3 separate regions of the Homo sapiens genome follow, and all the other regions are linked to region 1. Evidence: chromatin loops called from intact Hi-C (ENCODE). Cell type or tissue: IMR-90. All regions are shown on one strand. Each heading gives the region's core, and the rest is flanking DNA. Links, peaks and the distances in the headings are about the cores only.

Region 1 (11,076 bases), core at 2,336-7,335:
TCCATCTTTTCTCATGTTTTAAAAACAACAACTACAAATCTCCCTTGACTCCCACAATCATGGGACATCTGCACCGCTCTTTCCTTTCACAGCCAGGCCGCTGGAGAGAGTTGTGTTTACTCTTTGGAGGTCACTTCCTCACACCCTGCCCACTTCTCTACCCACTGTGATTGTGCTTCTGCTGAATGCATCCTGCCAATGTCACCCAAGGCCCATTGCTATCAAATCCAGTAGCTACTCCTCAGCCTTCATATCCTCATTTATAATTGAAAAATATCTAAATTTTTGTTTTTATGAAAAAAATATTTTAAAAATATTTTTAAAAGAGCAGTTTTAAGTTCACAGCAAAATGGAGCTGAAACTATAGAGATTTTTCATGTATTGTCTACCCACCCTCACCTTCCCCACTATCAAATGAACCCAGAGAAGTACATTTGTTACAACTGAGGAGCCTACATGGACACATCACCATCACCCAAAGTCTGCAGTGAGACTCTCTTGGTCTTGTACATTCTATGGGTTTGGACGCATGTATGATGGCATGTATCCACCATTGTAGTATCAGGCATACTAGTTTCATGGCCCTAAAAATCTTCTTATGGCCAGGCGTGGTCACTCATGCCTGTAATCCCAGCACTTTGGGAGGCCAAGGCAGGCGGATCACAAGGTCAGGAGATCAAGACCATCCTGGCCAACATGGTGAAACCCCGTCTCTACTAAAAATACAAAAAAAAAAATTAGCTGGGCACAGTGACGGGTGCCGGTAATCCCAACTACACGGGAGGCTGAGGCAGGAGAATCACCTGAACCCGGGAGGTGGAGACTGCAGTGAGCTGAGATTGTGCCACTGCACTCCAGCCTGCTGACAGAGCGAGATTCCATCTCAAAAAAACAAAAAACCCCACACTTCTTATTTGTCCCTACCACCCCCTGATGCCTTGAAAGCACTATTTACTGTCTCCATAGTTTTGCATTTTCCAGAATGTCGTATAGTTGGGATCGCACAATAGGTAGCCATTTTAGATTGGCTTCTTTTACCCAGTAATGTACATTTAAGGCTCCTTCATGTCTTTTCATGGCTTGATAGTTCATTTCTTTTTAGCGCTGAAAGACACTGCATGTCTGAATGTACCACAGTTTATTTATTCATTCACCTACTGAAGGACATTTTGGTTACTTCCAAGTGTTGGCAATTACAAATAAAGCTGCTCTAAACATCCATGTGTAGGTTTTTATGTGGACATAAGTATTGTTTTCTTTTTTGTTTGTTGAAGAATACTTAGTGAACATTTTTTACAATCAATTAAGCAAAATAGACAGTTACCAAACACTGTACTATGCATGGTATGATTCCAATACAGATGACATATGCATGTGGGTGTATGTTTGCATTAAAAAAGGCTGTGTTCCAAAATGTTAGGCACTGACTTTTTTTCTTGAATTATAAGCCTTTTTTGGTTTTCCAAATTTTGCTACAATAAGTTTTCCAAATTGTCTACTTTAAAAAAAAGTGATTCTTTTACCACGAGAAAACTCCTCACAAAATGACACACTAGTGGGCACCCCAAATTCCTTTTTTTTTTTTTTTTTTGAGAATCTCGCTCTGTCGCCCAGGCTGGAGTACAGTGGTGCCATCTCGGCTCACTGCAACCTCTACCTCCTGGGTTCAAGTGATTCTCCTGCCTCAGCCTCCAGAGTAGCTGGGATTACAGGCACACGCCACCACGCCCAGCTAATTTTTGTATTTTTAGTAGAGATGGGTTTTCACCATGTTGGCCAGGCTGGTCTTGAACTCCTGACCTCAAGTGATCCGCCCACCTCAGCCTCCCAAAGTGCTGGGATTACAGGCATAAGCCACCGTGCCCGGCCCTGAATTACCTTTTAAGGGGTGACCTACATGGGTAATTTGTTCACCTTTTTGGCAACAGGAAGCCATCTTTAAATAAACTCCTGTCCAGAATTCAACATGTAAGTGAAATTAAGCAAGAGTCCCTCGGACTGGTATAAAGCTACTAAGGAATGCGAGTGCATGATGGACCCAGATTCAGAACCATAGTAGAGGGTTCCTCTTGTTTCTGTCATTTACGTTAAAGCTCAGATGCTTTTGTCTAAGCCAATGCCTTTTTCCTTGAGATGGAGCTTGGAACTCCTAATAGTGAAGTGATGCTTCCCATCAGGGAACTCTGAGGACAGGTGGATAAAAACAAAATCTCTTTGTTTGGGCGTGTGTGTTTTCTTTACGACTATGCCCCCACACACTTTAATTACCACTTAATCTGTTCCTCTGCGTGCCAGTGGGGCGCCATGCTTTCTGTGCCCACTGTTCTCAGGTGCCTGTTGCGCAGCGGCTGCCATGGTACTAGAGTCATGCACCACAGTCTTGCTGTACCTGTTTGGTGTTTGTGTGCTCCCTGCTTTGCACAGCTCTGCTTCTTATTGAGTTGTTTCCTGATGTGTTCTCGTTCTCAAGAAAGTTTTCTTCATTCTAAGAAAAAAGTGCAGATTGAAAAAATAAAAAGTTACAGCCAAAAGACAGATGTTCTTTCATGAAAAATACCTAGAGGAATTTGGAGGATGAGACAAACAAAGATTAGGTGTTCAGATGAAGCATCCGATTCAACAAACAGCTGACAAATCCTGGGCTTGTAAAGAAACAGATGATCGGCTGGGCACAGTGGTTCGTACCTGTAATCCCAGCATGATGGGAGGCCGAAGTGGGAGGGGAGACCAGCCTGGGCAAAATCCTGTGTCTACTAAAAATATAAAAATTAGCTGGGCGTGGTGTTGTGCACCTATAATCCCAGCTACTTGGGAGGCTGAGGTAGGAGAATTGCTTGAGCCCCAGAGGCAGATCATGCCACTGCACTCCAGCCTGGGAGACACAGCAAGACTCTACCTGAAAAAAAAAAAAAAGAAAAGAAAAGAAAGTAAAGAAAAGAAACATATGACTTTTGCTTTGTTTTGTTCTGATACAAAAGTGGTCCAGGGGAAGAGAGGAATGAGGACAATTGCCCTCATCTCGGCCTGATAACTTTCCAATAGGCAGAGCTGGGACCAGGGGCAGGTTTCCACTCTCCTTTCTATCACATCACACTGATTTTCAACTTATAAAATGAACTAAAACGTGGTAAACCATAGGCTGAATAGCCTTATTCTTAGATGTTAGATTTACGAAATGTTGAAATGGGTTTTTTTTGGTTTAAAGCAATCTCTGGCAGTAATGGTCATAAGAAAAATGCCCTTTTTTGTGTGTGTGTGAGGCTGTCTTGATTTTACTTTAAGGAACTGAACGAGATTTGCTCTTATAGGGCCGTCCGGACCCCTCAGCTGCTGTTTCCAGAAGTGACAAACACTGGACCTGTCTCCTGTCTCTTTTATCTTTTTTGAGGTATCTAATATTTCTCCCATCTCATTTCAACTTGCCGTTTTCTAGAGTGAGGTAATGGATAAATGGTGTCAGGAAATGCCTTCTGTTAGCCCAACGACTATGACTGCATCTTCAAAGACCAAGTGTATGACTCTAATTTTAACTTAGATCTCTGACTGGCCCCAGGAATCCAGCAAATATTGCAATTCCAAGTTGTATTGCATTTTCTACTTACTGAAACACAAGAATGAATAAACATGAAAAAAAAGTTACAGTACAAGATTCATGCATCAAAGTATTGTGCCATACTTCCTTTTTTGTTACAGTTGCTTATATCCTACAGTTCTTTGCATATAGCAGACACTAACAATGTTTTGAATTAATGACCCACAGTAATTTTAATGTTGCATTAGCACAGCAATGTAGTACCCTTGGGTTCTTGGTATAAAAATACAGCATGGGCTGGGTGTGGTGGCTGACGCCCGTAATCCCAGCACTTTGGGAGGCCAAGGTGGGCGGATCACGAGGTCAGGAGATTGAGACCATCCTGGCTAACATGGTGAAACCCCGTCTCTACTAAAAATACAAACATTAGCTGGGCGTGGTGGCAGGTGCTTGTAATCCCAACTACTTGGGAGGCTGAGGCAGGAGAATTGCTTGAACCTGGGAGGCAGAGGTTGCAGTGAGCTGAGATCACACCACTCTGCACTCCAGCCTGGGCGACAGAGCGAGACTCAGTCTCAAAAAACAAACAAACAAACAGCATGAAAAGAAAAAATATACATAGTATGGGAAGATGACAGAATGTTGCTAATTGCTGAAGTTGGCTGACAGGTACCCGGAGAATCATTTTATTATTCTCCTACTTTGGTGGATGCTAAAATGTTCCTTAATACTAAGTTAAAAATAAAACCAAACATGAATTGGTGGAGTAACAGAACACAGGTCACTGAGGGGCTAGTCCTTAGGGTCCCTACTGAGCAGGCCACATTCTCTCAAGCCTTAACTCCCTCATTCATACAACACAGTTTGGATTTGGGGTTCTTGCGGATCCTTACGGAATCCTGACATTTTCTAATTCTATTAGGAGATTCAGCTTCTTGACGTTGATTCCTCCTGCCACCTGGTGGCAGGATCTGAAAACTACTGGTGGAACACGGGTGGATCCTACGTTTTTAAAGTTAATGAAAGTGGAAGGTGTGTGTGTTGAGGGATAGAGTGGGCACTCCTTTAAGTGGCAACAAGAGCACGTGTGGTTTTGTTCTCCACTGTGTAATAGTCTTATTTGGCCCCCAACAGAGTATACGCCTTGGCCTTTTAGTATTTTCTGGAAGAACAATATCTCCCACTTGAGGATTTCCAACAGAATTAGTGGGGTTATTGTGGATATTGACTGGTACCTGGAAAATGACCATTAAGACAACTGTCTTTCTTCTTCTTTTTAAATTAGAGTCGTGGGGCTGTGATATGGGGCCCCAGATAATGTCTTAGCTCAATGTTTCTTTCCATTTATTTAGCAACTCACATTACTAAATACCTTTGCACACTTAACGCCCTACAACCACGACTGCGTTCTCATGGTAAAATCTATCCCTCTGTTGAATGTGTAAGAAAGGTGAGGGAATTGCATTGTGAGTATGTCTAGGCCGTTTACAGCTTACACATTTAATTTCTCTAGTTAGTTTTAGTTGTTAGGTGTGCTAAAAGATGAGGGTCCTGATTGAGCCCCCTTTGAAGGGACAGCCTAGTAACCAGGAGTACATTGTGCCTGGGGTTTGTTTCCCACCATTTCTTTGATCTTGCACTTTCTATGTGGCTATTAGAGGGAGGCAGAGATGGACAGAGGCATTTTTATTTTCTTCCTTTCATTCACTTTCTAAACCATATAATAACTTCTAGAACACTGGAAATTTCTAAAATGACTCCCCTATTTGTGGTATCCCTTTTCAAAGAATGTTAGCTGACACATGGTCACCTAGGAAAAAGATTACATATCCAAGCTTCCCTTGCAACTAAGTTCTGGCAACGAAATGAAAGTAGAAAGGGTGCCCTGTTGGGGGCAGCTCGGGGAATGTTCCGCCAGGGATGGCTGGCAGGTGCACTTGTTCCTTTTTGTCATTTCCTCTGTCTTGCTGCCCAGTGTGAGGATGGTTCCAACTGGACCATGGATACAAGGCCCACATCCTTGTGATGTCAGGGTGCTGAGTTGGGAGGAACTTGGGTCCCTGGAAGCCTTGAGCAGGAGGCTCACCCCGGCTCTGTACCATCCACCTCAACTTTATTGGGATGAAACTAACTTTTCTCTTGTTACTTTTGGTTTTTGCTTTTATTTTGCACCAAATGATACAGTATTTAGTAGGCAGGAGACACTGTGTAAAACTCTTGTCTGGGCGTGGTGGCTTATGCCTGTAATCCCAGCACATTGGGAGGCCAAGGCGGGCGGATGATGAGGTCAGGTGTTCGAGACCAGCCTGGCCAATATGGTAACACCTCGTCTCTACTAAAAATACAAAAGTTAGCTGGGCGTGGTGGCGGGCACCTGTAGTCCCAGCTACTTGGGAGGCTGAGGCAGAAGAATCGCTTGAACCAGGGAAGTGGAGGTTGCAATGAGCCAAGATCGTACCAGTGCACTCCAGCCCGGGCGACAGAGCAAGACTCCGTCTCAAAACAACAACAACAACAACAACAACAACAACTCCAAGAGGCCTATGAGGTGGGTACCATGATCCACATTTTCACAGATGAGGAAACTGAGGCAAAGATAAGTAAATCACTTGACTTGGGTTGTGTAGCCAGAAATGGCTGGGGTAGAATCTCAGCCCAGACTGTCCCTCCCCAGACCATCTTGTGCCTATAGAGGAGTGATTCTTTGGGCCTGGTGAAGATCAAAAGACACAGTAGTGTGCCTAGGAATTAAATTCCGTTTGGAAATTAGAACTTAGAAAGCCTGATTTGAACTCCAGATATTAAAAGACAAAGGTATAAATTATAGAAGTGTTGAAAGTTCCAGAGAAGCTTGTGGCCACTTTTAGCTACACCTAGGCTCTGTGGTCATTTCTCAAGCCACAATAGTGGTCTTCCTGCCCTGTACGCTGGTTTTAAGTGGAATATATCCTTTGAGTAACATGGGTGGGGACTCCTGCCTCTGTGGACATGTCTTGTCATCATGGCTGGTTTGACATTCTTCAGCCTCTCCCTGGCACTGTGCTGTAATCACACAGCCTGGCTTCCATTTCTCAGTTCTTGTGGTGGGGGTTTTTCTGCTGCAGAGGTACCACCACTGTGCTAGGAGAGCCTTTCTTCACTATAGAATTTGCTCTGGCCTGGTTGCCAGAGCAAATTGCATGAGTGGTCTTGCACTCATTCAGTGGTCTTGCTTCTTGTGGGAATGGAGGCAGTACCTACCTAACAAAGTTGGGTGGCTCCATCCAGTGGCACACATAGTAAGTGCTCATTGACTATTAAGTTAATTTCATGGTTTAGTTTGCTTCTCGCTTGTTCTGGGGCATTTACAGTCGTGTTGTCCTCTGTATTTGAAATTAGACTTATCAAAATCAACATCTGTTTGGTGAATCTGATCTCTCAAAATTGTTTGGGATCATACCCCACTTCAACTCTTTTTTTACTCTTACCATCTACCAATGTCAAATGTTTTAAGGCCCTTTCTCTAAATGTTATTCTTCGACTGCATGGATTTTGCCTAGGAATGATTGCATTTTCAAAGACTGTATTTTAGAAGTCCTTGATCGTTATCTATTGGTCTTGACTCACTTGGTTCATGTAACTTTCTGGCTCAAGTCTCGGGTGTGCATAATCCTTAGTGTGAGTTAATGGGCACTAGCTAGACCATTCCCCAGAGATGTTCTTGTTTTACCTGCCTGCCTGTGTGGGTTTAGAGGCCAGGTAAGGAGCAGCAGTACCTGTGGCAAGAGACCCAGTGGGCAGCCTGGGGCTCACTGTTACCTTTCAATGCTGAGGGATCTTTGGATTGGGTGCAAGAAGTCAAGTCTCTGTATGCTGCTGTGAGTGGCTGTAACACTAGCAATGTCTATGGCTTCAGAACACTGTTAACATTCTTCCCTTGGGAACTTTGTGAGCCAGGAGGCAGAGGAAACCCATATGTATGGGAATGTCAGGGAAAGGGGAAAGAGAGGGAGTGCTGTACCCGAAGGAGAAAACTTAAAGGAAGGTTTATAATAAGAGTTTTAAGAAAGTTTAAACATGTGAGTCCTCATAGAATATGGTTTCCAGGCCGGGCGTGGTGACTCACCCCTGTAATCCCAGCACTTTGGAAGGCTGAGGAGGTTGGATCGCCTGAGGTCAGGAGTTTGAGATCAGCCTGACCAATATGATGAAACCCCATCTCTACTAAAAATACAAAAATTAGCCGGGCGTGGTGGCCTGTGCCTGTAATCCCAGCTACTCGGGAGGGTGAGACAGGAGAATCTCTTGAATCTGGGAGGCGGAGGTTGCAGTGAGCTGAGATTGTGCCATTGCACTCCAGCCTGGGCAACAAAAGTGAAACCCTGTCTCAGAAAAAAAAAAAAGAAAAAGGAATATGGTTTCCATGAGCTTTCTTGAAGAAACTGCTAGAGGAAGAAGCCATACAAATGATAAACGGAGAAATTATGAAAAAAAGAGAGTTAGTACATTTTGAATCTATTTGATAATAAAATCTAAGATGATTCCAGGGATTATGATTCTAGAACAAATTATAAACATTATGTCCTCTGCCAAAGTAGAAAAAATCATTAGAAGGCTACTTGAAGGGGAAGGAAAAGAAAACGTAGGAGGTAGGATAAGTAGGCCAATTTCCTACTTCAGGTCACGCTGGGCCCTCTTCCCTACTGCAATAGTTTATTACTCACTGAAATCCATCTTCATCACTTTAATGAGTGTTCAGCTTTATTTATCTATGACATTAACCATATCAAGAATAAGACCAAAAGGCCTGAGTTAAATTGTTCCAAATGCATTGATGTATATTTTTATTTCTTCCTTAAATACAGGGTTTCCAGAGCTGGGGGCTAGTTAAAAGTCATCATGGACTGGGTGCAGTGGCTCACACCTGTAATCCCAGCACTTTGGGGGGCTGAGGCAGACGGGTCACTTGGACTCAGGAGTTTGAGACCAGGTTGAGCAACATGGTGAACCCTTGTCTCTCTATTTTTTTAAATAAAAACATAAAAATTATTTTGTAAAAAGTCACAAATGCAGAATTGTCCACTCCAAGATACCATTACCCTTGCGGCTGTTGGGTTATCTTTCACTCTTATTGTTGCTTTTGATACTTGTGTTGATCATTTGTGTTTATTAATGTGTGACTATTTCAAACTGGCTCTAGTTTCCCGTTACTGTTCCTTGCCTTTTTCTGACTTAGGCTGATTTGTTTGAGTAGAGAAAGACACTGCCATAAGAACTTCCTATGCATTTGGGAAGGAGACCAGAGAAGTCTAAAGTCACTCACAGAGAAGCTGTTCTGAGAGCAATGTGACCACGCCTTCACTCATGACTCTGCCAGCCATGGTGCTGTGCTTTCCCATACACGATATTACTTAACCCCTGACCCCCTTGAACGCTAATATTTGCACCTTTATTAATTTTTTATTGCCCTGCAGCCAAAAATTCATAGATAAGTATCCTTTGTCCATCTTCTAGCTGTACTTTTTACTTATGTTTACTCATTCCAGCCTGGCTTGCACTGTTTTTTTTTTTTTTTTTTTTTTTTTTTGAGACAGATTCTCGCTCTGATGCCTAGGCTGGAGTGCAGTGGCATGATCTTGACTCACTGCAACCTCAACCTCCCGGGTTCAAGTGATTCTCATACCTCAGTCTCCTGAGTAGCTGGGACTACAGGCACACGCCACCACACCCTGCTCATTTTTTTTTTGTATTTTTAGTAGAGACAGGATTTTGCCATGATGGCCAGGCTGGTCTTGAACCCCTGGCCTCAAATAATCCACCTGCCTTGGCCTCCCAAAGTGCTGGGATTACAAGCGTGAGCCACTGTGCCTGGCCTGGCCTGCACATTTACTACTCCATGGAAATCACCCTTGCCAAAGACAATGATTTCCATGTCCCTAAATTCAGTTTTCATCATGCACCATAGACTACTTCCTCTTCAAAATGATCTGTCCCTGACTTTTGTGATATCACACTTTATTATTTTCCTCCTTCTACTTAAACTGTTCCTCCTTCCTTTCCTGTGCTGTATCAGCCTTTTATGCTTAACTCTGAATGTTATATGTGCTTCCCTGGGGCTCTGTCCAACAAATATTTATTGCACACCTACTATGGGACGGACACTGCTTTGGGTGTGGGGGATTGCATATGTGGTCCCTATTCTCAGGGAGTTTCGAAGAAAAGTTGTCGGCTGGGCGCAGTGGCTCACACCTGTAATCCTAGCACTTTCGGAGGCCGAGGAGGGTGGAACACTTGAGGTCAGGAGTCTGAGACCAGCCTGGCCAACATGGCGAAACCCTGTCTCTACTTGAAATACAAAAATTAGCCGAGGGTGGTGGTGGGAGGCTGAGGCAGGAGAATTGCTTGAACCGGGGAGGCAGAGGTTGCAGTGAGCTGAGATCGTGCCACTGAACTCCAGCCTGGGCGACAAGAACAAGACTCCATCTCAAAAGAAAAAAAAAAAAAAGAAAGAAAAGCTTTCAACCATGAATTATACAATTGATTACTTAATTATAGTTGTGCTAAAGACTACTAAAAAGTTCAAGGTGCTACTTCTAGGAGTTAATTGGAACAAAGTCCACTGTGTTTGAAGTTCTAAAGATGTGACCTGTTTAGCCACGGTGAACTGGAAATCCTCTCACCAGCACAACACCTTCCAGTAGATGAGAAAGAAGATAAACAAGGATATAATCTCATTGAATCTATCAGTGGAAACCAAGATTATTCTTACTCTCATTTGCTTCTTTGATTTGTTTTTAATAGGCAAACTCCTAGTCTGTCTGAAGGCAGCAACTTTCAGACTGCAAGGTGATTATAGATTGTTTTTTGTTTATAAAAATGCTTTCACAATGGGCACACTAGACCAACAGTGGGAAGTCTTTTTCCTTTAGGGTTCCTGATCCTCAAAATTTGTGAGATTAAGAAACATTATAGGCGGGGCGCAGTGGCTCACGCCTGTAATCCCAGCACTTTGGGAGGCCGAGGAGGGCGGATCACGAGGTCAGGAGATCGAGACCATCCTGGCTAACATGGTGAAACCCCGTCTCTACTAAAAATACAAAAAAATTAGCCAGGCGTGGTGGCAGGCGCCTGTAGTCCCAGCTACTCAGGAGGCTGAGGCAGGAGAATCACTTGGACTCGGGAGGCAGAGCTTGCAGTGAGCTGAGATTGCGCCACTGCACTCTAGCCTGGGCAATAGAGTGAGACTCCGTCTCAAAAAAAAAAAAAAAAAAAAAAGAAACATTATACACTGCTGGGCGTGGTGGCTCATGCCTATAATCCCAGCACTTTGGGAGGCTGAGGTGGGTGGATCATGAAGTCAGGAGTTTGAGACCAGCCTGGCCAACATGGTGAAACCCGGTCTCTACTAAAAACACAAAAATTAATCAGGTGTGGTGGTGAGCGCCTGTAATCACAGCTACTCAGGAGGCTGAGGCAGGAGAACTGCTTGAACTCAGGGGGCAGAGGTTGCAGTGACTTGAGATCATGCCATTGCACTCCAGCCTGGAAGACAGAGCGAGACTCCG
Region 2 (10,292 bases), core at 270-5,269, 360 kb before region 1:
AGGGTCCGGCGTTCACCGGCCGTGAGTTGCCCACCCTGGGAGGTGCATGGCTTTGCCATGTTTTGCCTTTTCTCACCCCGCTTCGGACAGGTGGGACTCGAAGACGGCGACTCGCCGCCTTGCCCTGGGTCGCGATGCCCCCACCCCGCTCCCACCCCTCTCCTTTCCCGCAGCCTGAGCAAGACGCCTTCGGCAACGCCCCGCATCCGGGCTCCTTGGCCTCGAAGAGCATTATGGCCGTAGATCTGGGTGCTGAGGACTGAGCCACCCCCAGACTGCGACATGGGCGGCGGTGCCTCCTTCCCCAAGCCCCAGGGAGTGTTTTTTTGTTTGTTTTGTTTTTTGTTTTTGTTTAAGTGAATTCCTGGCCCATTTGGCCGAACGAACGTTAGGATTAGTTGGAAGGTTTGGAGAAATGGATGAGGAAACAAATGTGTTAAATTGTTAAATTAACCTTGTGTGCCTGGCAGTGTACTTAAGTACTAAATCTCACCTAGGCTGGGTCATGACGAAAGCGGCTATTGTGATCCCGCTTTTGCAAGTGAAGCTGAGTGGTTCATTGATTAACCCCCATCACAGCAATGGTTTGGGCTAGGATTTAAACCTTTGATAATTGAGCCCCCTAAATCGAGGGCACTTTATGAGCCAATCACCAGTGCCAACCATTCTGGTCAGTCAAATAGTGACTATATCAGTGGCCCTACTGAGAAGACATTAAAAATGAGGAAATAAGTGTCTCACAACTGCAAACTTACACAAGTACCTTATATTAGGAGAGAGGTGTAGAAGCCAATTTAGTGATGATCCAAATTTGACTGGTGATGAAGTTTTAGTATAAAGGTATGCATTTTTTTTCCTTTTGGAGACTTAAATCTCCATGGATAACGTTCACATCTTTGAAAATCACCTATTAAAAATAATCATCAGTACCCATCTCTAGTTACCGACAGGAAAATCTTGGTATTTTTGGAGGATTCGGAGCTTTTAAATTTGTTTGTTTGAGACAGAATCTCACCCTGTCGCCCAGGCTGGAGTGCAGTGGCATGATCTCAGCTCACTGCAACCTCCACCTCCCCGGTTCAAGTGATTCTCCCTGCCTCAGCTTCCCAAGTAGCTGGGATTATAGGTGTCAGCCACCACACCTGACTAATTTTTGTATTTTTAGTAGAGATGGGGTTTCCCTATGTGGGCCAGGCTGGTCTCAAACTCCTGACCTCAGGTAATCCACCCTCCTCGGCCTCCCAAATGGAGCTTTTTTTTTGAGACGGAGTCTCACTCTGTCATCCAGGCTGGAATGCAGTGGCACAGTCTCGGCTCACTGCAACCTCCGCCTCCTGGGTTCAAGCAATTCTCCTGGCTTAGCCTCCCGAGTAGCTGGGATTATAGGTGCCCGCCACCACGCCCGGCTAAGTTTTGTATTTTTAGTAGGGACAGGTTTTCACCATGTTGGCCAGGCTGATCTCGAACTCCTGACCTCAGGTGATCCGCCTGTCTTGGCCTCCCAAAATGCTGGGATTACAGGCATGAGCCACCACACCTGGCCCCAAATGGAGCTTTTAAATTTGACAGCTGTTACCCTAGAAAAGCAGATCTTCATCACTCCAGTTTCTTCATTTTGGTAAGAAAAAGGAACTTTAAGGACTCCACTATGATACGTTTTCCAGAAAAAGTCACTAGTACATTAATACAGTTGTTAAGGAAATGTAAGTCTGTTGGCTTGGGATTTTTCCTTTCTACCACAGCACCTAAGTCTTGGGAGACAAATTGATTTAGCAAGGAAATCTAGCAATCTGCAAAATAATCCAGAAGGGTAAATAACTTAGACCCTTTTCTCTCACTGAGGTTTATTGATAGAAAAAAGTCAAATGCCGGCCAGATGTGGTGACTCACGCCTGTAATCCCAGCTTTTTGGGAGGCCAAGGTGGGTGGATCAGTTGAGTGCATGAGTTCGAGGCCAGCCTGAGCAACATGGGGAAACCCTGTCTCTACCCAAAACACAAAAAATTAGGTGGGTGTGGTGGCATGCGCCAGTGGTCCCAGCTACTAGGGAGGCTGAGGTGGGAGGATCGTCTGAGCCCAGGAGGCAGAGAGATTCCAGTGAGGTGAGATTGTGCCACTGCACTCCAGACTGTGAGAAAAAGTGAGACCCCCCCCCGTTCCCCCTCCCACCCAAAAAGTCAAATTCCTGCCTATGTTCAAGGTATTTAAGCACTAAAAGTAGTATACACAAGAATAAAACATGCCTCCTTCACTCAACTTTGAGATAAATCAAAACTGTGTGTGTCTGGGATTTTTGTTTTTGTTTTTTTAAGTGTGTCTACAAGATGCTGAGAATACAAAAATGAGTTGGGCTGGCCGTGGTGACTCAGGCCTGTAATCCCAGCACTTTAGCAGGCCAAGGATCACTTGAGCCCAGGAATTCGAGACCATCCTGGGCAACATGACAAAACCCTGTCTCTACAAAAAAAAAAAAAGAAAAAGAAAACATTAGCCAGGTGGCTGGAGCCTGTAGTCCCAGCTACTCCCAGAGGCTGAGGTGGGAGGATCCCTTGAGCCTGGGAGGCGGAGGTTGCAGTGAGCTGAAATGGCACCACCGCACTCCAATCTGGGCAACCCACTGTCTCAAAAAAAAAAAAAAAAAAAGTGAGTTCTTCACCTACTGAACATGGTTTTCCTGCTTTTTCCTTCCCAATAGATACTGTGATACTGTTTAGGAATCCATCTCTCAACTGCACTCCCTTGTAGCTTAGTTTAGCATCCTCAGACTCAAGGGTAGTCAGGACTGGTAATATCACCCTCTTGCCAGCAACTGGATTAGGTTTATGCATATTTCCCAGTTCACCTCAGTGAGTTGCAAGATTTGCAGAATGCTTGCAGAAAAGCTTTTCCTCACTCTTCCAGGAGAATTTTCAGAAGTGATTCAGGCTCCCTCTGGACCTGATTGACCTTGAATGTAAGGCCTGGAATTGCTGCAGTCCTTTTGATGGCAACCTGAGTTTGTTTTTTGGTTTTGTTTTGTTTGAGATGGAGTCTCGCTCTGTCGCCCAGGCTAGAGTGCAGTGGCCCGATCTCGGCTCACTGCAAGCTCCGCCTCCCGGGTTCACGCCATTCTCCTGCCTCAGCCCCCCGCCGCCCCCCCGCCCCGGTTCTATCAGCCGCCACCATGCCCGGTTAGCCAGGATGGTCTCGATCTCCTGACCTCATGATCTGCCCACCTCGGCCTCCCAAAGTGCTGGGATTACAGGCATGAGCCACCACACCCGACTTTGGTTTTTTTTTTTTTTTTTGAGACGGAGTCTCGCTCTGTCGCCTAGGCTGGAGTGCAATGGCGCGATCTCCACTCACTGCAACCTCCGCCTCCCGGGTTCAGGCCATTCTCTCCTGCCTCAGCCTCCCGAGTAGCTGGGATTACAGGCTCCCGCCACCATGCCCGGCTAATATTTTGTATTTTTTTAGTAGAGACGGGGGTTTCACGATGTTAGCCAGGATGGTCTCTATCTCCTGATAGAGATAGATAAATCTTTGGCAGAAGCTGTACCCTGTAGGCATAGGCTTTATTTATTTATTTGAAACAGGGTCTTACTCTGTCACACAGACTGGAGTGCAGTGGTGCAGTCATAGCTCACTGCAGCCTTGACCTCCCCAGCTCAAGTGATCCTCCTGAGTAGCTGGGACTACAGGCATGTACCATTGCACCCAGCTAATTTTTAATTTTTTTGTAGAGATGGGGTCTGCTGTGTTGCCCAGGTTGGCTTCGAACTCCTGGGCTCAAGTAATCCGCCTGCCTCGGCCTCACAAAGTGCTGGGATTACAGGCGTGAGCTACTATGCCTTGCAGGGGTAGGCTTTTGAAGAGATAGTGATGACCTCTAAATAACCTCTAAGCTTGCATTTTAAAGGTTAACAAAGGAGGAAGACATGATCAATGATGTGTCCATATAACTTTCCCCCCCTTGAACAGTATCCAAGTTAGATTATTCCAGTCATCAAGAGAGTCATCATTTTTGATTAGCTAAATTACATGTCAAGCTCTTGGGAATGATTATTGCTATATCTTCTATTTTCTATGATAGGCTATAGCATTAAAGAAATGGAGGGTCGGCCAGGTGTGGTGGCTCATGCCTGTAATCCCAGCACTTTGGGAGGCCGAGGCGGGCTGATCATTTGAGCTCAGGGGTTTGAGACCAACCTCAACAACATAGTGAGACCCTGTCTGTACAAAAAACAATAAAAAAAATTATCTAGGTGTGGTGGCATGTGCCTATAGTCTCAGCTTCTTAGGCGCCTGAGGCAAGAGGATCGCTTGAGCCCAAGAGGTCGAGGCTGCAGTGAGCTGTGTTCGTGCCACTGCACTCCAGCCTGGGCAACAGAGGAAGTTGCAAAAGTTGCCTAGAGCAGTGGATGGACAATAGACATCGCTAGTGGGAGGACATAGTTTCCCATATGTGCTCAAAGAGTTATGCATAGAAGTGAAATGGATTTTGTGGAGGTAAGACATCTCTTATTTTTATTTCTTTTTATATACACAAAATGACAGACTGAATCCCCATGAAGCCATAGCAGAAAAGAGATATGGCTCACTACAGTGTAATTTTTCTGTTCCTTTTCTTCTTGATTTATCCATATTTAGCATTTAAGATTGAGCACTTCCTTGAAATTGTCCATTGGCTTGCAGGGCATTTATATTTTCCTGGTTTTCTTAGTGTCATTGAAAGCTCTTCCTACTCTCTCCTTACTGAGTTTGGAATGTTTCCTATTTATAGGATATGACTTAGGGATAGAATGGAATCTTTCTGTGAAAACCATGCCTATTAATTACTTCAATTTCTGATTTAAAATATTAAATTATAATGGAATAAATCTATTGTTTCCCATTATATATCATTAACATTATTACTACAGTTCAAAGCCAGTTAGAGTTTTTTGAACCATATTTTGCTTTTTTTTTTTTTTTTTTTTGAGAAAGAGTCTCACTCTGTCGCCTAGGCTGGAGTGCAGTGCAGTGGCGTGATCTCAGCTCACTGCAACCTCCACCTCCTGGGTTCAAGCAATTCTCCTGCCTCAGCCTCCTGAGTAGCTTGGGATTACACACGTGTGCCACCATGCCTAGCTAATTTTTGTATTTTTAGTAGAGATGGGGTTTCACCATGTTGGCCAGACTGGTCTTGAACTCCTGAACTCGTGATCTGCCCGCCTTGGCCTCCCAAAGTGCTGGTATTACAGGCGTGAGCCATTGTGCCCAGCCCATATTTTGCTTTTAATTAGTGAAGTTAATATTTCCTACTTAGGAGGAAGAGCTAAGTATTATTTTAAAACAGTACAAAAATAAACAGGTACAAAGGATTATTTAACTTGGATTCCCTTGAAAACAGAATCTGGGGCAGGGGTTAAGTGCTGATATTTAATCTATGAGGTGCAATCTTTGGGTGTGGACATTGACGGGGACACTGTATTGTCCTGCCACTGCTTCATGGTGAGCTCAGAGAGACACAGCTAGTCACTCAGTAGGAGTGCTGGCACAGTCTTTGGGGAAGTCTCTCGACAAACTTTCTGGACAAACTGCCTCAGGGCAGTTTTTGGGAGGAAGGAAAACAAATTCCCATTGGTTACAGTTTGCCCCACAGGGAGTTAACTCCTCCATAATTCCAGGTTGCATCATCCAGCTCCTTTGGTGGTTACTCAGGAAGTCGTATCCCTGTGAGGTGTGGCATTTTATCCAAGTCTGAAAGTGAAGGAAAAGCCAGAAACCCTAGGTATGGGCTGGGCATGGTGGCTAACACCTGTAATCCCAGCACTATGGGAGGCCGAGGCTGGCAAATTGTCTTGAGTCCATCAGTTCAACACCAGCCTGGGCAACATGGTGAAACCCCATCTCTACAAAAAATTTAAAAAAGTTAGCTGGGCATGGTGGCACGCGCCTCTAGTTCCTGCTACTCAGGAGGCTGAGGCAGGAGGATGGCTTGAACCTGGGAGGCAAAGGTTGCAGTGAGGAGAGATCCTGCCACTGTACTCCAGCCTGGGCAACAAAGTGAGATCCTATCTCAAAAAAAAAAAAAAAAAAAAAAAAAAAAAGAGCCCAGGTATGTTACTCATTGTCCTGCCTGTTCAACCTTGAGGTAGAGCCTGGCACTTTCTAGGAAATGACTGATCAGCCCCAGACATGGCGTAACTATGGTCTAGTGAAACTGGTTGGCAGCAGTGGCAGCTGAGGTGGAGCAAGAGCTGTCATCCATTATTTTGTTGCTGTCCTCCCTTAAATTAGCAATGCTGCCTGTATAAGATAAACCTCTTTAATTGAAGGGCTGCATGTAATAGCCACTGAATGGCTAAGCAAAATTAAAAAAAAAAAAATTTTAAGGCCGGGTGCGGTAGCTCATGCCTGTAATCTCAGCACTTTGGGAGTCCGAGGTGGGCGGATCACGAGGTCAGGAGATGTGAGACCATCCTGGCTAACACAGTGAAAACCTGTCTCTACTAAAAATACAAAAAATTAGCCAGGCGTGGTGGCACGAGCCTGTAGTCCCAGCTACTCAGGAGGCGGAGGCAGGAGAATCACTTGAACCTGGGAGACGGAGGTTGCAGTGAGCTAGTATCGCGCCACTGCACTCCAGCCTGGACGACAGAGCAAGACTGTCTCCAAAAAAAAAAAAAAAAAATTTAATTGGCAAATAAAATTATATGTACTTACGTACAACATGATGTTTTGAAGTATACTTGCATTGTGGAATGTTTAAATCTAGCTAATTAGTAAATGCATTACCTCACAGTTATTATTTTTGCGGTGAGAGGAATGTTTTGAAAGGTTATGAGAAAGCTCACACGATGGAAGAGAAGGCTGGGTAACCAGACTCATAAACAGAAAACCGGCAGCTTTAGAGTTTTGAGAGCAGAAACTGCCCAAAGTTGTCTTCTAATTAGTGCTATTTAAAAAATGAACTATAGGCTGGGCATGGTGGCTCATGCCTGAATCCTAGCACTTTGGGAGGCCAAGGCAGGCAGATTAACTGAGTTTAGGAGTTCAAGACCAGTCTGTGCTGGGTGTGGTGGCTCACGCCTGTAATCCCAGCACTTTGGGAGGCCGAGGTGGGCAGGAGTTTGAGACCAGCCTGGCCAACATGGTGAAACCCCGTCTGTACTAAAAATACAAAAATTAGCCGGGTGTGGTGGCGCCTGCCTGTAATCCCAGCTACATGGGAGGCTGAGGTAGGAGAATTGCTTGAATCCCAGAGGCAGAGGTTGCAGTGAACCAAGATTGCGCCATTGCACTCCAGCCTGGCAACAAGAGCGAAACTCCATCTCAGGAAAAAAAAAAAAAAAAAAAAAAAAGACCAGCCTGGCCAACATGGTGAAACCGTGTCTCTACTGAAAAAAAAAAAAAAAAAAAAAAAAAAAAAAAGGCGGGGCGCGGTGGCTCACGCCTGTAATCCCTAGCACTTTGGGAAGCCGAAGCGGGCAGATCACGAGGTCAGGAGATGGAGACCATCCTGGCTTACATGGTGAAACCCTGTCTCTACTAAAAATACAAAAAAATTAGCCGGGCGTGGTGGCGGACACCTGTAGTCCCAGCTACTCAGGAGGCTGAGGCAGGAGAATGGCGAGAACCCGGGAGGCGGAGCTTGCAGTGAGCAGAGATCACAGCACTGCACTCCAGCCTGGGTGACAGAGCAAGACTCTGTCTCAAAAAAAAAAAAAAAAAAAAAAAAAAAATTAGCTCGGTGTGGTGGCTGTAGTTCTGTAGTCCCAGCTACTCCGGAGGCTGAGGCAGGCAAATCACTTGAACCTGGCAGGCGGAGGTTGCAGTGAGCCGAGATGCCACTGTACTGCAGCCTGGGTGACAGAGGGAGACTATCTCAAAAAACAAACAAAAAACCCAAAAAAACCTATAAGCATTACAGCTTGCTTGCATCATTCTCCTCAAGATTGAAAATCTCAGGAGAAAGAGTCTGGTTGGCCAAGCCTAAATCAAATGTCCACCCTCTGGGGTGACAAAATAACCCGTTAAGGACCAGGATTTCTTTCTCCTCAAGCCTATGTACAATGGAGAGAGAAAAACTCAAGGAAAACTGTGTGCAATTAGAAAGGGGAAACTGATGTGGTATTAATAAGATGTCCATTATAATTCACCCTTTAGCTGTTCAGCATTCAAGAATTTTTTTCTCATGTACTTTCAGAAATACTAGTATAATGCAGTTATTCTTCATAAGTTTCTCACCCCCTCTTCTGAGGGAGACAACCCAGTCTCATTATTTGCTGCATCACAATCAAGTCCAGGATATGTGGGTGATGTACATTTCTGCTTTAGCTTCAGCTTAACTGTGTTAGATCAAGTCCTAGAAGCAGAGCCTAAGCCAGGGATTTTTGTGCAATTGATTCACTTCGAGAGTGCTCTCAGTTGAAGCAGAATGAGGAAAGGAGCACAGGGCAGGGAAAATTGGTCAAACCATGATGCAGTCTCAGCAGTGTCAGCCTGATCCCGAGTTCCAGAGTCTGAACTATACACAGAATTGGTACCAATTTGAGACACAAAGTATGAATAAATGATCTGAAGGCCCATTCCAAGTGAGATCACCTCCACCTAGAATTTATGGTTTGATTGCATTAGTCTTAACTCTCCTGTTTCTTGGTAATTCCAGGGTAAATTCCTAGATATGCCTTGTGAGTTTTCTCATAAATTCCCATTCCCACTGATAGCAGAAAAAACTGGTCTTCCTTTTTTTATTTGAGACGGAGTTTTTCTCTTGTTGCCCAGGCTAGAGTGCAGTGGCACGATCTCGGCTCACTGCAACCTCCGCCTCCCAGATTCAAGCAATTCTCCTGCCTCAGCCTCCTGAGCAGCTGGGATTATAGGTGTGCGCCAAAGCTAATATAACTGGCACTCAATTCAGTGGTCTCTCCTTGACTATCTCGCCTTGGCTTTCACTGGTACTGCAAATCTTTTGCTATTCTGCCATCTGTATCCAGCCACTAGCTGGGCTCTTTATCTTACAGCTGCTACTATGCAGTAACCCTATCTTTCACCATAATGACCCCATCACAAGTCCCATTGGTTCTCAAGTGATGTCCCTCTTACGACATCTGGGAATCAAAGGAAAATTCTGTGGGGTGTTTGTGTCTGTAATCTCAGATCATCTCTGTGCCAAACATTGTGTATCTCTCGGTCTTCTGTGCTTTCTATCCCATGTGGTCATAGGAACACTTTGCAGGGTTTCAAATTAGAAGTGAGGCTAGTGCCTTGTTTTTGTGCTTTTGGCGTCCTTTTCAACCCATCTGGAGTTTCTGCTCTCTCATTAATCATCTCCCACTGCTCTTGCCCCGGTCTGAAATATAGGAAGGTCTCTGGGGATGGCCTGAGCCAGGAGCCGAGATAGCACCACTGCACTCCAGCCTGGGCGACACAGCCAGACCATCTTTTTAAAAACAAAAATTCTTCTCCTTTTTTTGGTTCTCTTTAACATAAAAACTTACTGGATTGAGACAGGGTCTGTCACCCAGGCTGTAGTGCAGTAGTGCCATCAAGGTTCACTGCAGCCTCCACTTCCCGGGCTCAGGCGATCCTCCCACCTCAAGCCTCCTAACTGGGACTACAGGTACGCGCCACCATGCTTGGCTAATTTTTTGTAGAGATGGGGTTTCACCATATTGCCCAGGCTGTCTCAAACTCTTGGGCTCAAGCCATCTGTCCACCTTGGCCCCCAAAATGCTGGGGTTACACGTGTGAGCCACTGCACCGAGGCTAATTAAATTTACTTCGAATCACAGCAATCTGAAGCAATTCATTACCTAATTCACGTGGAACGGTAGTAATTGAGTACTAAAAAACCTTAAAACTAATGAAAGGGTTTTTTAAAAGGAAATTTTGCTGTTTGGTTTGATTTTCTTTGCTATTAGATCAGATTTAGTATTTTACATTATATGTCTCAGTACAATAAAACAAAGGCAAACAAAATTTGAATAGTAGGGAAAGGTTTTAAATTCTTGAGATAACTAGTACAACTTGGTTTCTGTCTGTTGGCATTTTGGTAATTAACTTACAAAAAGTTAGGCTAAATTTTTGAAACTAAGTCAGCATTATACACCAGTAACTTCTTACAAAATTGTCTCAATATTCCATTTAATTAAAGAGCTTATGTTCACTTCTCCCACCCTTTGTGAAAATTCTCCCAACCTGTCCCAATTCTCACCCAAATTTTAAATACCATTTACCAATCAATAGCAGTGGCAATGCAAAAGGCCCCTCTCCCTCCCAAAGCTGTATATCAAAGATATCAATACCAGATATTCTTCAATCCATTA
Region 3 (11,076 bases), core at 2,930-7,929, 140 kb before region 1:
GAAACAGAGCGAGGATGTTTGCAGTCACCCTTTCTATTTGACATGGTACTGGAGGTCCTAGCCAGTGTAAAAAGTCCAGAAAAAGAAGTAAAAGTCATATATATTGGAAAGGAAGAAGTCAAACTGTCTTTACTTGAAGATAACAAATATGAAGAAAATCCTAATCTTCAAAAAAGTGACTAAACAATGTGTGAATTTAGCAAGATTTCAAGATGTGTCAATATACACAAGTCAATTGTACTCTTTTCCTGGAAATGAATAATCAGAAATTGAGTAAAAGTGACACAGTAGCATCAAAATTATGACATTCCCATGGGGGGTCAATTTAACAATGTATGTGTGAGACCTACAGCCAGGAAATCAACTTGGAAGGCTCTGTGGCCAAGTTGTTTTCCTGGAGTATGCTGGTACATTTCCCAGGAGCAGTACAGACAAGTGTTAGCTTACATGTGTGTAAGCTTTGGATGTTATCCCTTCCCTTCCCCTCCCTTCCCCTCCCTTCCCCTCCCTTCCCCTCCCTTCCCCTCCCTTCCCCTCCCTTCCCCTCCCTTCCCTTCCCCTCCCTTCCCCTCCCTTCCCTTCCCTTCCCTTTTCTTTCTTTTCTTTTTTTTTGAGACGGAGTTTCGCTCTTGTTCCCCAGGCTGGAGTGCAATGGTGCGATCTTGGCTCACTGCAACCTCCGCCTCCTGCGTTCAAGCGATTCTCCTGCCTCATCCTCCCGAGTAGCTGAGATTACAGGCATGCGCCACCATGCCTAGCTAATTTTTGTTTTGTTTTGTTTTGTTTTTTGTATTTTTAGTAGAGATGGGGTTTCACCATGTTGGCCAGGCTGGTCTTGAACTCCTGATCTCAAGTGATCCGCCCACCTCGGCCTCCCAAAGTGCTAGGAATACAGGCATGAGTCACCGTGCCTTGCCACCATTTCACTTTTTAGTAAAACTTTAAAATCTGGTTACATTGCTTGAATATCAGGTGTTACTGTGTAATTTTAATATTTACTTTAAAAGCCTAAATTGCAAGTAGTCATAAAGATTAGAATAGGGACTACTTATTGAGTATTTATTGTGTGTCAGGCACACTCTAAGTGCTTAATGAACATTAATTTAATTCTCACAAGGACTCTGAGTTAGGTATTTGTCTTAGTCTGTTTTGTGTTATTATAAAGGAGTATCTGGAGCTAGGTAATTTATAAAGAAAAAAGGTTTATTTGGCTCGTTATTCTGATGGCTGGAAAGTTCAGGATTGGCATCTGCCTCTGGTGAGAGCCTCTGACTGCTTCCGCTCATGATGGAAGGTAAACGGGAGCGGGTGTGTACGGAGATCACAAGGAGAGAGCGGAAACGAGAGAGGAGAGGAGGTACTTAGCTCTTTTTAACAACAAGCTCTGCAAGAACTATTAATAGTAGGGTGAAAACTCAGTCACCTAAGAGGGAGGACATTAATCTATTCATGTAGGATCCGTCCTCACGACTCGAACACCTCCCGTTAGGCCCAACCTCCAACACTGGGGATCACATTTCAACATGAAGTTTAAAGAGGACAGACGTCCAAACCACAGCAGTGCTGTCGTTTTCCCATTTTACAAGTGAGAAACCGAGGCTTAGAGAGGTTGAGTTTCCAGGACATGCTGCCAGGATGTAACTGAGCTGGATCTTAAACAAGGCATCAAGCTTTTAACCTTCATATTTAACTGCTTCTCTGAGCATTATTAGCTCCAATGCGGTTTTCCTATCAGTAGTGGATCTTCATGTAAACTGGGGATGCATGCTACTAAAATATGTTAATGAATTTTTTTTTTTTTTTTTTTGAGACGGAGTCTCGCTCTGTCGCCCAGGCTGGAGTGCAGTGGCGGGATCTCGGCTCACTGCAAGCTCTGCCTCCCGGGTTCATGCCATTCTCCTGCCTCAGCCTCCCAAGTAGCTGGGACTACAGGCGCCCGCCACTACGCCCGGCTAATTTTTTGTATTTTTAGTAGAGACGGGGTTTCACCGTTTTAGCCGGGATGGTCTCGATCTCCTGACCTCGTGATCCGCCCGCCTCGGCCTCCCAAAGTGCTGGGATTACAGGCGTGAGCCACCGCGCCCGGCCTAATGAATGTTTTTAGAAAGGCAGAAATCTAGGCAGTTCTTTAAAATAGGGGTCGCCAACCTCCAGGCTATGGACCGGTGCCAGTCTGTGGCCTGTTAGGAACCTGGCTGCACAGCAGGAGGTGAGTGGTGGGCTAGTGAGCATTACCTCCCGAGCTCCACCTCCTGCCAGATCAGCAGCGGCATTAGATTTTCTTGGGGGTGCGGACCCTATTGTGAACTGCACATGCGAGGGATCTAGGTTGTGTGCTCCCTATGAGAATCTAATGCTTGATGATCCAAGGTAGAACAGTTTCATCCCGAAACCATCCCCCAAACCTGTACATGGAAAAATTATCTTCCACGAAACTGGTCCCTCGTGCCAAAAAAGTTGGGGACCGCTGCCTTAAGGGAGGAACATATGGTGATGCAGAAGCCGCAGGTGTTGAACCTAAGATGCATATTTCTGGGCCCCATCTTTAGAGGTTCTGCTTCAGGAGAGCTGGGGTGGGTCAGGAATATGCATGAGGAACAAGCACCCTGGGTCCCTCCAGCGAAGGTGATCTAAGGAACTCACATTGAGAAATACACCCCAGAGGTGGTGGCGTCGTGGTGTGACACTTCAGAAGGAAAGTGCACTTATGTATCTAGATATCAATGAAACATGGGCAAAAATTGAAGGCATAAAGGGGATTTGGCAAAGATGAAAGTCTGATGACCCATTGAATTAAAAGTAAGAAGATTCATAAATGTCTTTCCAAGTACTATAGGAACTTATTTTTATAATAGTCATGAAAAAAAAAAATAAAGGACTACGAAGTGACTTCTCACTGGCAGGGACTTGTTAGGAATGGGATGGGATCAGTTCCTTCCCAGCCAATCTCCTTATTTCTCCATCTTCGGGGGCTCTGTTGGCAGCACACGCCCTTCCCCTGAGCCTGGCAACAAAACCTCCAGCGATGTCACTAAGCAGGGCCTTTTTTAGAAGTTAAGTGAAGCCTGGACCACTTCTAATTTTCTGAGACTTTAAAAATGGAGAAAGCCAACACAAGGTTACCAAAATAGCAGTATATATAATATATATTGTTTGCATTTAAATATTTAGTGCTTTTAACACAAAAATTCAAGGTAATTTTGAATTCATCAAATAGTAAGATTTCTTTACAATAATAATTCATGATAGAAGATATAGTCCAGAAATGGAACAGAGCTTTAAAATTGTATGATGGGCCTAAAGTTCCAGCCCTGTTGGTGTATCTATCTCTAAATGTACATTAACATCATTTGGAGATGATGTCAAAGATCTAAATTTGAGATTCTTCCTGAGAGTGAAGTCTGAGCCAGACAGCTCTCCTAGTCTACACTAGAATAAACTCTGTTGTTAAATATAGTCATATGTCACTTCATGATGGGGATATATGGTGCATAGTCAGGCGATTGTGTTGTTTAGGAGCATCATAGAAAGAACTTATACAAACCTAGCTGGTAGAGCCTACTACACACCTAGGCTGTATGGTACAGCCTATTGAGCCTAGGCTGCAAACCTGTACAGCATGTTACATACTGATTACTACAGGCACCTGTAACTCAATGGTTAAGTATTAGTATGTCTAAACACAGAAAAGATACAGTAAAAATATGGTATAAAAGATAAAAAATGGTACACCTGTATAAGGCACTTATCATGCATGGAGCTTGCAGGACTGGAGGTTGCCCTGGGTGAGTCAGTGAGTGAGTGGTGAGTGAATGTGAAGGCCTAGGACATGACTGTGCATTACTATAGACTTTATAAACACTGGACATTTAGGTTACACTAAACTTATAAAAAATGTTTTTCTTCAATAATATGTTAACTTTAGTTTGCTGTAACTTTTTTACTTTATAAACTTTAACATTTTTGGACTCTTTTGTAAGAACACTTAGTGTAAAACACAAATACATTGTACAGCTGTCCAAAAATTCTTTCTTTATATGCTTATTCTATAAGCTTTTTTCTATTAATATTGTTTCACTTTTTAAACTTCTTCATTAAGAATGAAGACACAAACACACACGTTAGCCTAAGCCTACACAGGGTGAGGATCATCAATATCACTGTCTTCCACCACCACATCTTGTCCCACTAGAAAACCTTCAGGGGCAAGAACATACATGGAGCTGTCATTTCCTGTGATAACAATGCCTTCTTCCAGAATACCTCCTGAAGAACCTGCCTGAGACTGTTTTACAGTTAACATTTTTTTGTTTGTTTTTAAATATGACAGCTATGATGGCACTGGGCGATAGGAATGTTTCAGCTTCATTCTAATCTTATGGGACCACCCTTGTATATGCAGTTCATCCTTGCCTGAAACATCATGATGTGGCACGTGACTGTATTTCTACTCTTGTAGTTCTTTAAACTTGCAGGGAACTTTGCTGGCAATTTCTTGTTAACCATTCACCTATCATAAATGTTGAAGATAAAATATAATGTATTAATATGATTCAATTGAGATAAATTTCAAAAACAGGCAAAACTAGTAAATTGTGCTGGAAATCATCCTACTGATTAGCCTAGGGTGCTGGTATTGTTCTATTTCTTTGTTCTGAGGGCTGGTTACATGATTTGCTTATAATTTGTGAACTTTTTTTTTTTTTAATGTTACGTTTCAATACAAGTCTTACTTTAAGAATTTCGCTGAGTCTTTACGGTTCGTAGAAGTGCAGCCACTGCTACCTCAGCAATGCCTTAAATCAGAGGAGCCAGGTTGGATCAAGTGGTTTTTCTATCTCCGAGAATAGCCCTCATTGGCTGGGACACAGAACGCTCATTGGTGGACCCCTGCTAGTGTGTCCGGATGGCCTGGCACCACTGAAGAGGTAGGCCCATTAGGTTCTTGCTGGTGAATGTGGATGAGCACATGCAGTTTGTCACAAGCCCAAATATGCGAAGTCTCTGACAGAAAGTCCCTGGTACGTGACTCCAGCCTGGGCAATGGCAGCGTCTCAGTGTCTCTGCAGTTACTCATTCACTGAGGGGGTGTGTGTGCATATTTGTATGTGTGTGTGTGTGTGTGTGTGTGTGTGTGTTCTTCTCACCCTCCCCAACATTGTTGTCCCTGGAGCTTCTGTAAGTGACAGGACAGAATGAAACAGGGCCTTGTTGAGAGGTGGAAAGCCTGCCAGCTGGCCCTATGGTCTGCTTGGCCCCCAGGAGGCCGTTCCTGACACCTGGTCCCATATGGCAGTGCATGCTCCAGGACATGAGCCAAGCAGTCCCTCCGAGTAACAGAAACACATTCCTAACTCTGTGGTCAGACCAACAGGAGGCAGGGAGGCGGGGTGGAGAGCCTGCGCCTGGAAGTTCAGTGCATGCTGTCAGTACTGCTCTCTTTATCCCTCAGAGCCCTTCCTTCCTTGTGAACAGAAGTCCAGGCATCTCAAAGGTCTCTTCCAGTGTCTGTGATCTTACAATAATGAAAACAAACTTCTTGTTGAGTTTTAGAAGTTCACCAAATTCTTTCCTCAAATCCACTCAGCCCCACTTCTGGCCTCCCTATTGTACATCTGTTTATCTGTCATGATCTAGATCAAATCCGGCTCCCCAGATGAAGTCTCCCTGAGAGAATGTCAATGATCTGCCATACTTGTCGTCTAATTTATATTTTGTTACTTTTATCTATGTCTTAAAAATCCACTTGAGATTGCAAACTCCTTGATGAAAATGGCAGCAGCAGCAGCATCTTTGCATCCTCTGTAGAAAGGATCCCCAAATGTGGGTTGACTGACCTGCAATGATAGCCTGCATCCAAATAACACAGGGTATTTAACAGTTCGGATTTCCACGTGCAACCCCTGGAGATTCTGATTAGAGATCTAGGATGGGATCGAGGGATCTATCTTTAAATAGCATCTGCGGGGTTTCCCACACAAAGCCTGCTCAGAGAGCTCCTCCACCACCTCCTTTATATGGTGATTTGATTAAGTGCCCAATATATATAGGCCGAATGAGTAGAGGAATTTAATTTATCACATCTTTTTTTAGTCATCCTAAAATTTTCCAGAGTTCACAAAGATGTAGCACATAAATCAAGATTGTGACATTTAATGAAAACAATGTCATTGAGTTGTTCCAACAGCATTTTCTAATATTTAGAAATGTTTTGTGCCATGAAGGTAAGATATAAGATTTTATTTCTTGAATTAGTTTTTGGTGTTTGAGTTGAAATGGGCAAACTTTCTTGTGAAGACTTTTGCAGCACTTAATTCTCCTCTCTACCAAGTTCCTTGATGTCTTCCTCCTGTCCCACCTGCCTTCCACTTATAATTTCTGCCAATTTAAGAGAAGTATAAGCTCTTTCCCCCTTTTCTCTTCTTCTGTCAGAATCTGCTATATCTCTTACTCTCTATTTATTCCTCTATCCATTCATTTAATAAATGTTGACTGAGGACTGCTGTGTACCAGGCACAACATTAAATTCTGGGAATGCGGCAGTGAACAGAACAGCCTTGGCTTCTGCCCCTGTGGGATTTACGCTCTCAGTGGGGAAGGCAAATGTGATATAAATAATTACAAATATTAGCTAGAGCCTTTCGGCTTTATCTCATTTGTTAAGCTAATGACATCTAAACTGTTGGCTGCTAATGACTTAACATCTTATTCTTCCCAGATAACATTTCCCGCGAAAAGACTTTAGCACCTTACTTTGAGAAGAAAGGATGAAGTGGAGGGGGAGGAGTTTCAAAAGGAGATCTATTTGTGGAGGGGACGTTTTCTGACATTAAAAAATTATAATATGTAGCTAGATGCCTACTCCACCTGACCAAATTGTCCTCTTATGCTAAAAAACATTGGTTTCAGGTCCTTTGTATAGGATTGTCCAACATGCAGCATATATCCTAATGGTGGGATGCAAGATGTATTAGGTAGTTGAAGCAGATATGGTTAGTGCCCTAAGCAAACTACCTAGGCACTTGCAGTTCCTCGCTGTGCTGATGGCTTCTGTTTTTTGTTTGTTTGTTTTTTGAGACGGAGTCTCGCTCTGTCACCAGGCTGGAGTGCAGTGGCGCAATCTCGGCTCACTGCAATCTCCGCCTCCCGGGTTCAAGCGATCCTCCTACCTCAGCCTCTCGAGTAGCTGGGACTACAGGCGCCCGCCACCATGCCGAGCTAATTTTTTGTATTTTTAGTAGAGACGGGGTTTCACCATGTTGGTCAGGAAGGTCTTGATCTCTTGACCTCGTGATCCGCCCACCTCGGCCTCCCAAAGTGTTGGGATTACAGGCGTGAGCCACCGCGCCCGGCCCGGCCTGTGCTGACGGCTTCTTAACTGCAAATGTCTGTAACTCAGATTGCAGGAGCTGGCTTGCCCACCTTCACAGCGGGCCTGCAGTGGTAGGAGTTAATGGTCACATCCACGAGAGTAGCTTTCAAAGAATGACGAAGGGAAGATGGTGGGTAAAACTCTGAGGCTCATTCTCCAGCTTTCTTAGGGGGTCCGCAGGGATGCAACCCCAAAGACCGTAATGCTCCCTGGATTGACTTTCCTCTCTTCACACTTATTTCCCCGGCCCCCTAGTGGTGCTTCTTGGGAACACCTCTCAAATAGATGATTTGTACTCTAGTCCTAGTCTCAACCCAACCTAAAACAATGGCACATGGGCACATACTTTTATTTTAATGGCCATGTGTTTTAACATGTATTAGAAAAAATATAAATTGCACACCGTATCTGTGATTTCATGGATATTAGTGAAGCTTAAGTTTCAAAAGTGAGTCAATTTAAACCGAAGTGGAAAGTAATGGTATTCGGGTATTTGACAAATCACAAAGGGAGAGTGTGAATGGGGGATAATTGTATTAGAGCTTGAGGTTACCTGTAAACTGGAGCGCTTCCAGCTTTCTGGAATAAACTCAAGGACACTGGTCCTTAATTCAGTGTTCCTGAAAAGACTCCCAGGGGCTCACCAGCCCTTGAGAGATTATGCAAAGTTTTATGTATTTGGATCCTCTTCCTCCCAAAAGTTCATTTGCCTTAGTCTTAGAAAGGCATATTTCACTCAAAGTCAAGAGAGAGAGAGAGAGAGGAAAAAAAAAAGGAAGGAAGAGAGGGAGAGGGGGAGGACAGGCAGACACTCTGTTTTTCTATTTTATTAATGTAATTCAGATCTCTGTTTCTGTTGCAAAAAAGCAAAAAATAAAACAAAGGAGAGGAATGAGGAGATGGAGCCCTGATCCAAATAACAACAACAACAAAAAAAGTGTCTGTAGAATTGGGTTACTGGATGACTTCGGGGAGATGAGCTATCCATCACCACCCGCATCCTCAATAAAAAAACCTGGAAATATCTTCTGAGGATTTTTGCTTGTTAGGAAGGATGGCTATAGCCCAAGAGCAGCATCTGTATACAATGAGTGAAAAAATATTTGGTAACAAAGATCCATTAAACACCCAAATCTACCAAGTATCAGATGGCAAGATAAATGAGATTTTTGTACATGCAAAGCAAATTTTATATAAACAATAACCAAGGCAGTTCCTGTTGCTTCATAAAGCAGGACTTCTGTTAATAGCAGAAACAGCAAATACAGAAAACCAAGCCAATGCATTTTAATGCCTGATTTTGATGCATTAAAAAAATCAAGAAATTCAACAATTCACAGCCAATTGTATATTCATGCCACCCAGACTGAATTAGGATTAGAATCAGCTGTGAGCAACAGAAAATCCAAAATAATGAGTGGTGGAACAAAGATGGAAATTTATTTTTTTCATGTGAAAGTCTGAGTAAATGGTCTAGGGGCTGGTGTGATTATTCATAATACCAGGGAACATTGAATGGCTTCTCCAGTTCAAGCCATCATGTCCCCATTCCAGCCAGCAGAAAGGAGGAAAAGAAGCTTCCCTATAAGGACACTTCTGTGATGTTGCATACACCACTTCCTCTTACATTTCTTTGCCTAGAACTTAATAACTTGACCACACCTATCTGCAAGAGAGGGTAAGAAATGCAGTTATTATTCTGGGAGTTCATATGCTCAGCTAAAAATTCTCTTGCTGTGGAAGAAGAGAATAGATATTGGGTAATACCAGCAGTCTCATCTACCCAGATTTCGTACATATTGGTAGTTCTAAGTAGTTAACTTTGGCATGATACTCAACTGTAAGTCTTATTTAATGTGTCAATGAAATTGCTTGACCCTAATCACCCAGTTTTTAAAGCTGCCTCTAATTAAATCTTTTCTGACATCCACAAATAAAGCATATTTTTCATTTTGAGTATCTGTCTACTTGATGCTGGACAAAATTCGGCCCACCTAGAATAGCAGGTATAGTTTGTGGGTTATCGAAACCCTTTGTTCTCTCTCCTTTTCTGTTCAACATACTTGTGGCCACTTTCCCATTAGTTAAAGTCTGAAATAGAGAAAGAAAGATTTAAAAAAGAAATAAAGTCTAATCAGATGTTTTGTTCCTTTTCAGCAACATTTCTCCAGGGCTAAAGTAGAAGAGATTAGAAATAAGTAACATTAAGTTTTGGGATTTATCTGTCATAAAAACAGTCCTTTAGGCCAGTTGATGAGCAAAGCCCTTTTCACTGCCATCTGTAATTGTGGCTGCAGCCCTGTGAAGAAGGCAGTGTCATCTCCACTTGAGCGAAGAGATGAAACTTACCAGACAAAGCAGTTATTAAAGGGCAAAGCCAGGATTTTCACTGGGGTCTCTCTGACCCCCAAAACTCTGCTCTTTTGACTGCTCCACCCACAGAGTCCCTCCTGCCATGAGTCTTTTAAGCATCATTATCTCCAGTGGAGAGAAAGTTTTTACATGAACATTGGCTGAGACTAAAAGCAGGCCTTGGAGACATAAACAAACTGAAGAGGTTCAGAAAGTGCTCGTCAGCCTGCTCCTTGTGGTCTGTCTGCCCTCCCAGATTTTGAGTTTTGTTATTAGGAGGCACTTGATATTTACAGAGTGGCATCTGGGACTCGCAGCCCCAGGTGGAATGCAGAAGATGGGGCAGAGTGCCCTCTCTGCAGAACACTTGAAAAGAGCGAGGATGGTTTCAGGACAGTGTTTCCTTGGCCTCTCATCCTGCAGTGCTGGAGAGAGAAAGTCACTGAGGTAGACGGCAGTTTGGAAGGATCCCACCTTCCCTCCCCCCAGCTTGGAATGGAACCTCTTGCTCATGGTACAATAATGGAACCTCACATACATTCAGTGCTTGCTCTGTGGCTGCCACGCTGCTTGTTCTTCTCCATCAATTCCGAGAGGCATTCTATAGGGGAGGATGCGGGATTTGAACCTAGAATCTCTGATTCCAAAACTCACATCCTTAACCACAAGGCAATGTGCCCTGGTCATAAGCATACACCAGGGGCTGAAATGGAGACAACTGATAGTAATGTCTAGAAAGAAAGGATGGGTAGAATATATCTGAATATACTTGAGGAAAAACGTTTTGGTGAAATGCTTTCTAAGTAATCACATGGAACATGTTCTTGGATTTGGCATTGAGAAACCCTGAGTTTTTTCTTCAATTCTATCCGTAACATGGAGGGCAGAAGCAGTTAATGGAGAACGATTTGAGGAAATCACCAACACAAGGAGCATTTGGCAGCACATTACCACTGTGGACTCAGCCCTGTGTGGACGTCTCAGAGTCTGCTGAGTGCACCTCAGAAGTGTGTTGCTGAAAAGAGGAAACCAGGGTATTAAACCACCAACTCCTGTCCCTTCTGACAGGAAGGTCATGAATGGAAGGTCACCTCTGGAACATTGACTCTCAGGTGTGTCCGGTGCCTACGGGGCACCTGCACACAGTTCTGCGGTGGAGAGACCCAGGAGGCTGATGGTGTATTCAGGATTTGTTTGAAGTGACCTCTGGGGTTGGCTAAAGGGGTTTGGGTGGCGCCCTGAACCCGTCTGCCTCAACTTGTTCTAGCTACAGCATGGCATGTGAATATAGTATGGGGGAAATCCAATAAATGCAACTTATTGTTATTTTTTAAATGACCACATTTTCAATA

Evidence for each region. A loop is a pair of places that touch in the nucleus more often than their neighbours do. Peaks named below come from ENCODE experiments on the same cell type or tissue, not always from the same donor. Only the 100,000 strongest peaks of a DNase experiment are listed, where the experiment ranks them.
Region 2: a loop joins it to region 1, with 4 times the contacts of the local background. A loop is called at or near these places in 5 of 110 quality-filtered maps.
Region 3: a loop joins it to region 1, with 5 times the contacts of the local background. A loop is called at or near these places in 13 of 110 quality-filtered maps.

What each region holds. Positions count from the first base shown.
Region 1 is chr9:84,310,970-84,322,045 of GRCh38, forward strand. It overlaps SLC28A3 (solute carrier family 28 member 3), which reads right to left. Exons shown (of 18, transcript NM_001199633.2): 2 at 2,390-2,485. Among named protein-coding and RNA genes, the nearest start is that of SLC28A3, 24 kb to the right of the region's middle. In IMR-90, for the core only: CTCF peaks have their summits at 4,495 (motif pointing left) and 6,824 (motif pointing left); a DNase peak (open chromatin) is centred at 4,472; H3K27ac peaks cover 137 bases.
Region 2 is chr9:83,956,821-83,967,112 of GRCh38, forward strand. It overlaps a transcript of QNG1 not described here. Among named protein-coding and RNA genes, the nearest start is that of QNG1, 5.2 kb to the left of the region's middle. RefSeq lists an enhancer at 5,868-6,498. In IMR-90, for the core only: no CTCF peak of the experiment used is centred there; a DNase peak (open chromatin) is centred at 2,401; H3K4me3 peaks cover 133 bases; H3K27ac peaks cover 70 bases.
Region 3 is chr9:84,165,660-84,176,735 of GRCh38, forward strand. No RefSeq gene overlaps it. Among named protein-coding and RNA genes, the nearest start is that of SLC28A3-AS1, 110 kb to the right of the region's middle. RefSeq lists an enhancer at 7,320-7,829. In IMR-90, for the core only: CTCF peaks have their summits at 5,360 and 7,631 (motif pointing left); DNase peaks (open chromatin) are centred at 3,792 and 5,342; H3K27ac peaks cover 2,285 bases.